Linked DNA regions of Homo sapiens: region 1 is linked to region 2. The links are chromatin contacts, found by Hi-C or POLR2A ChIA-PET in ENCODE. All regions are on one chromosome and are shown on one strand. The core of a region is the stretch at or near the end of the contact, and the rest is flanking DNA. Distances in the headings are between cores, read along the strand shown.

Region 1 (3,106 bases), core at 109-2,608, 42 kb after region 2:
GGTGTGAGCCACCATGCCTGGCCTGATAGTTGATTCTTGATATTTGATTCCTTTACTAATTTTAACCACTTGATTTAAATGAACTTAAGCATTTCTCTTGTATCACCTTCTCATTTCATTGGCAGTGATATCAGGATGCAGGTGCAGCCAGCCAAACTGCTGTTGCTGGGATACCATCTCTAGAGTGCCATCATGTGAGGGCTCTTAGCAGTGGCCAGCCCAGCAGCTCCTCCTTCAGATAGTGAGGCAGGCCTCTGGTCAGGGAAAGACTTGGCTCGGGCCACAGCGCTAAGACATGGCAGACAGGACTCAGCTTCCTGTCTTGGTGAGGCAGGGCAACTTCTTAACGAAAAGCCAATGGGCCTCGAGTCAGACCTGGTTCAGAAGAGGGTTCCCTTTGACTTGTTGACTGTCGAGAGTCTCCAGGCTCCCGGGCAAAGGTTGCCTGTTCCAGCAGCCCATCTGTCCCTCTCGGAGCTCTGTGTCACTGGTCAGCACTGGGTACGCAGCATGCTAGGTGGTAACCCCTCAGCCCATCCCAGTCAGTCCAAGTTCCCCTGTCTCTGCTTGAGGAGCGGTCGGCCTGTGTGAGTTGAATTTCCCGAGTCAGCCCAGCTAGGACGCTCTCCATCTCTGGTGTTCACTCCGCACTGAGAGCAGCACTGAAGGACCAGGCCTGGCATCCAAAGAATTGTGGTTTCTCCTGTTTCTATTTGGTTTTGGAAGCTGTCAGTCATGTGCATGTGTGTAAGTGCTGGATAACTGTCTTAGAAGTGAGCTCCAGGGTAGCCGGGCGTGGTGGCGGGCGCCTGTAGTCCCAGCTACTCGGGAGGCTGAGGCAGGAGAATGGAGTGAACCTGGGAGGTGGAGCTTGCAGCGAGCCGAGATTGCGCCACTACACTCCAGCCTGGGTGACAGTGCGAGACTCCGTCTCAAAAAAAAAAAAAAAGAAGTGAGCTCCAGGGAATTAGGGGACATTTTCCTGCCCCTGACCCAATCAGGCTGCACTGTGGGCACAGCGCTGTGCTGGGGCAGGTGGCTGTGAGTGGACCGCACCCCCTGATGCCCACCCAGCCCACTGTGCTGGCCTGCAGGCTCCACCTCCTGCTTTAAGATTGGTGTGGTCTGTGAGCCGCCTTGGTGCTTCGCTTTCTTCTTTTTTTCTTTGGTACAAATTTTCAGAGTTTTCCAAATTCCTCAGCTAAACACTGGTGTCTTGGGGCATGTTGTCATCTCGGAATGTTTTGGGATAAGCTCCAGGAACTAGTTACAAACTAACCACAGTCAAAAGAACAGAACTTACCTGTGCTCTTAGAATATGAGCAAAGCTCTGAGCATGCCTTACGCTGAGTGCTGTACCTCGTGACAGTTTCTGATGTCATGAGGAAAACTTACTGACTTTTAAACAGTAACAGGAAAGGGCCTCTTCCCCTTCTGCTCCACAGTGAGGAGTGGGCACCCTCCCTGAGGTGCTCTGTGCTCTTGGGTCTGCATTGGGCTTTTGCTTCTGAAACCTGGAAGGCTCTGTAGGATTTCTTTTGTGGTTAATATCTGTTCATCGTGGCACTGACCTGTGTTTCCATTATATACCACTGAAGGCTGCAGCTCAGCCTAGGCCTCGGGCCCATGGCAGTGCAGTCTCAGGGGTCTCTGCTCCTGGAAAGCCTCCTGCCCCCGCCCTGCCTGCAGCCTGCCTGGGAGGAGGGAGAGTCCCCATCGGGCCGGGCTCCTGCAGACCAGATGTGCCTTTCATCCACAGGGAGAGCTGGTGACGGCCTCCAAGGCCATCATTGAAAAGGAGTACCAGCCCCACGTCATTGTGAGCACCACGGGCCCCAACCCCTTCACCACACTCACAGACCGTGAGCTGGAGGAGTACCGCAGGGAGGTGGAGAGGAAGCAGAAGGGCTCTGAAGGTGAGTGCTTGTGGTCCTGGGCACGGCCACTCCAGAAGGTGAAAGTGCTCTGGGAGCTTCTTTGTGGTCCAGGTGCTGGCTGTGGGTGGTGATAAGAATAGTCACATGCATCAAAGACAAACCAGAACTTTATCCAGTACTCATTTCCAACCTAGTCACTCAGGCCAGAATGGAAGAAATTGCTGGCCGGGCACAGTGGTTCATGCCTTTAATCCAGCACTTTGGGAGGCCAAGGAGGGCGGATGACCTGAGGTCGGGAGTTCGAGACCAACCTGACCAACATGGAGAAACCCCATCTCTACCAAAAATACAAAATTAGGCTGGGCATGGTGGCTCACGCCTATAATCCCAGCACTTTGGGAGGCCGAGGCGGGCGGATCACGAGGTCAGGAGATCGAGACCATCCTGGCTAATACGATGAAACGCCGTCTCTAGGAAAATAGAAAAAAAATTAGCCGGATGTGGTGGCAGGCACCTGTAGTCCCAGCTACTTGGGAGGCTGAGGCAGGAGAATGGCGTGAACGTGGAAGGCAGGGCTTTCAGTGAGCCGAGATTGCACCACGGCACTCCAGCCTGGGCGACAGAGTGAGACTCTGTCTCAAAATAAATACATAAATACATACAAATACAAAATTAGCCAGGTGTAGTGGCGCATGCCTGTAATCCCAGCTACTCGGGAAGGCTGAGTCAGGAGAATCGCTTGAACCCGGGGGGCGGAGGTTGCGGTGAGCCGAGATCGTGCCATTGCACTCTAGCCTGGGCATCTCAAAAAAAAAGAAATTGCAAAGTTAGGCACACTTGTGAGTGGCCCTGGCTAGGAGGGAGACGTGTGTAAATGACGATGTGGAGGACTAGTGGTGGCCACTCACAAGAGTCTGCGCGCCATACTAAGACACACCGGGGCCCCTCTGCCAAAACGAGGCTGACCCCGAAGATGTCCTGCCGTGGTCCCATCCAGCAGCTGTGATGAGAGGAGACAGCAGGACCGAGGGGCAACCCACAGAACTCTGGGCTGGAGGGCATTGGTCCTTCTCCCAGGGAGGTTTCTGTCCACATGGAGTGACCAGACATTCACAAAAGAATTCACTAATTTGGATCAGTTAGTGGGAAAGCCAGCATGCATATTATTATTATTATTATTATTATTATTATTATTATTATTATTATTATTTTTGAGATGAAGTCTTGCT
Region 2 (3,085 bases), core at 559-3,058:
GCTGCAGTACTTCTGCTAAGAAAGAATATTCCAGCATAACCTTTGTTATTTCCGAGTCAGTAAATAATGTACTAGGTAGAGTGGTGTTTTCTGGGACATTAGAAAAGAGACGTTATTTGGACTAAATAGTGCTGTTCAGTCAGGATTTTCTTCAATGCCATTTAGCAAACCAACTGTCCTTAGTCTGTCCAGCTAGCAAGAATTTGTATAATGCAACAGAGAGTGCTGTTCAGTCAGGATTTTCTTCAATGCCATTTAGCAAACCAACTGTCCTTAGTCTGTCCAGCTAGCAAGAATTTGTATAATGCAACAGAGTACTTTACAGTTTTCACACTTTAAATGTCACAGGAGGGGTTCTTCACTAGGCTTCTGGAACCTAGTCTAGCAAAATTAGAGGAAAGGCCCTAAGGAGATTTATCTCTGTTAAGAGAAAAAGTTAACATTTTCAGGCTAAATAGTTGAATCTACTGAAGATAACAAATAATGTCTACTATTTCAACCCTCCAAAGATTGAAGAGTGTTAGGATTGTCATTTGTGTTTTTTTGTGGGGTAGTTGAATAAAATTGGGCAGCTAAAATTTTCAGTTCCATGTGCCTCCTAAACAAAAAACAAAGTAAGTAGTTTGTGAATTGACTGTAGACAAAATAGAAACTATGCTGCATGCTGTTTTTTTTGTAAACAGATGACATTTTCTTTCTTTTTTTTTTTTTTTGAGCTGGAGTCTCGCTCTGTCACCCAGGTTGGAGTGCAGTGGCATGATCTTGGCTCACTGCAATCTGTGCCTGCCGGGTTCATGCCATTCTCCTGTCTCAGCCTCCCGAGTAGCTGGGACTACAGGTGCGCGCCACCACACCCGGCTAATTTTTTTTTGTATTTTTAGTAGAGATGGGGTTTCACCGTGTTAGCCAGGATGGTCTCGATCTCCTCACCTCGTGATCCACCCTCCTCGGCCTCCCAAAGTGCTGTGATTACAGGCGTGAGCCACCGTGCCTGGCCAACAGATGACATTTTCTAACCAGGCACATGCCATCCAATTTACCTGTCGATCATACCATTGTATAAAGCAGCAGAACTGAAGGGGAAATATGATTGTTAAACACACTGAATTGCTTTTATGTCATTTGAGATAGTTGGTGTAAGTGTCTTGACTTTTTATATTTGGAAACATTAAATAAAAACATAAATTTTTTAAAAAGGGATGTTAAGATAGCTGTTCATCCTGATCTTAGTAGTATCAGTCTGAAAAAGCATGCTGAAATATCTTCATCTGAAGGCCGGCAGAGACCAGCTCATGTAAGGTCTGGAGGTGCTTTCTTCTGAGAGCAAGAAGAATCACGGAGCGTTTCAAACACATACAAAATAGACAGCACGGTGTGATGAGTCCTGCTCTAACCTTCATCCAGTGTCAGTGGTTAGCTCATGGCTAGTCTTATGTAACTTCATTTCCCCTTGCCCCCATATAAGTTTTAGGCACATTTCAGATGTCATTTTATCCAGAAACATTTCTGTATCTAATATAATCCTAGTAATACTACACCTAAAATGTAAAACTAATTTCTTAATACCATCAAAATCTAGCTAGTGTTCAAATTTCTAGTTGTCTCAAATGTCACTTTTAGATTTTTATTTTACAGTTTGTTTCAATCAGGATCCTACTAAGGTCCACATATTAGTTCTCAGATTTTAAGCAGAGGAGTGAGTGACATGATCTGACTTACATTAAAACTCTCTATGGCCAAGTTTTAGAGAATGGATTGTTGTGGGGGTTGTTAAGAGACTGGAAGTAGAGAAACCAATTAGGAGGCCGTTGAGTGTCCAGGAAGTGAGTGATGACAACTTGGATTTGAGTGACATCTGGGGGATGGGAGATGTGGAGGAAGCAGATGTCACTTGGGCAGGCCATACTTATTTGTCACGGTTCATCCAGATTTTTGTTTTCTGTTGTCTGTGTTTATTTGAAAATATTGTTCCCAAAGATTTCATTAATTTAGCTATCAATATATTGTTGATGGTGAAATCTTAAAATGTATTACATAAGTAAAATCAAAGCAACATTATAGAATATTGAGATAGAGAAACATTCATCCATACTTTAATCAACTTACTCAAATTTATTCCAGCTTATTTGCCATTATATCATTTTGCCAGTGTATAATTATGGCATTACATAATAGAATAAGAAATATAGTTTGCCACTTAATATGTTTTATACTCTTTTATCTGTATTATGCTAAAGAGTCTCTGTAGTTACATGATATTGTATTGAGCAGATTTTAATGTTTATGTTACATTTATTTATTTGAGTCAGGGTCTTGCTCTGTCACCCATGCTGGAGTGTAGTGGTGCCATCATGGCTCTCTGCAGCCTTGACCTCCCAGGTCGAGTGATCCTCTCTCCTCGGACTCCTGAGTAGCTGAGACTACAGGCGTGTGCCATCACTCCTGGCTAATTTTTTTGATTTTTTTTGTTGAGATGCAGTCTTTACTATGTAAGCTAGACAGCTTGGAACTCCTGGGCTCAAGTGATCTTCCCACATCAGCTTCTCAAAGTGCTGGGATTACAGGCATGAGCCACCACGCCTGACCTGTTCCTACTTTTAAAATTATTTTATTTTAAATTAGTTTAAATTTATTCTAAGATACTATGAAAAATGTTCCAGAAGTTAGTTTTTTGCATGTTTTTCCCTTTCTCTCTCTTTTTTTAACTTTTTGATTAAATAATATTATTATTATTTTTTAAGACGGAGTCTTACTCTGTTGTTCAGGCTGGAGTGCAGCGGCATGACTCAGCTCACTGCAAACTTTGCCTCCCAGGTTGAAGTAATTCTTGTGCCTCAGCCTCCTGAGTAGCTGAGATTACAGGTGCGTGCCCCCACGCCCCGCTAATTTTTGCATTTTTATTAGAAACAGGGTGTCACCATGTTGCCCAGGCTGGTTTCAATCTCCTGAGCTCAGGCATCCACTTGCCTCGGCCTCCCAAAGTGCCAGGATTACAGACATGTGCCACTGTACCCAGCAAATAATAACTTCTCTGTAGAGATTTTACTTGAAAACTAAGTTGATGAAACCTGCAGTCATAATTGAT

The links. A loop is a pair of places that touch in the nucleus more often than their neighbours do. ChIA-PET counts read pairs that join two places held with the same protein, here RNA polymerase II (POLR2A). Pooled maps may share reads with other maps.
Region 1: a loop to region 2 is called in a map of ovary, with 1.9 times the contacts of the local background. The contact joins two enhancer-like sites. A Hi-C loop is called at or near these places in 9 of 168 maps with a recorded cell type or tissue (Caco-2, DLD1, G401 and 6 more), 4 of 37 single-sample maps with no recorded cell type and 4 of 50 pooled maps. POLR2A ChIA-PET finds 5 or more read pairs at or near these places in 4 of 52 experiments (GM12878, PC-3, activated CD4-positive, alpha-beta T cell and 1 more).

What each region holds. Positions count from the first base shown.
Region 1 is chr4:2,913,125-2,916,230 of GRCh38, forward strand. It overlaps ADD1 (adducin 1), which reads left to right. Exons shown (of 16, transcript NM_001354761.2): 14 at 1,760-1,916. Among named protein-coding and RNA genes, the nearest start is that of SLC75A1, 20 kb to the right of the region's middle. RefSeq lists an enhancer at 1,563-1,632. Within about 2 kb of position 1,359, at least 5 of the 41 ENCODE cell types and tissues checked have a DNase peak (open chromatin) inside an H3K27ac peak, as active enhancers do.
Region 2 is chr4:2,870,274-2,873,358 of GRCh38, forward strand. All of the region lies in intron 1 of ADD1 (adducin 1), which reads left to right. Among named protein-coding and RNA genes, the nearest start is that of ADD1, 28 kb to the left of the region's middle. Within about 2 kb of position 1,809, at least 4 of the 41 ENCODE cell types and tissues checked have a DNase peak (open chromatin) inside an H3K27ac peak, as active enhancers do.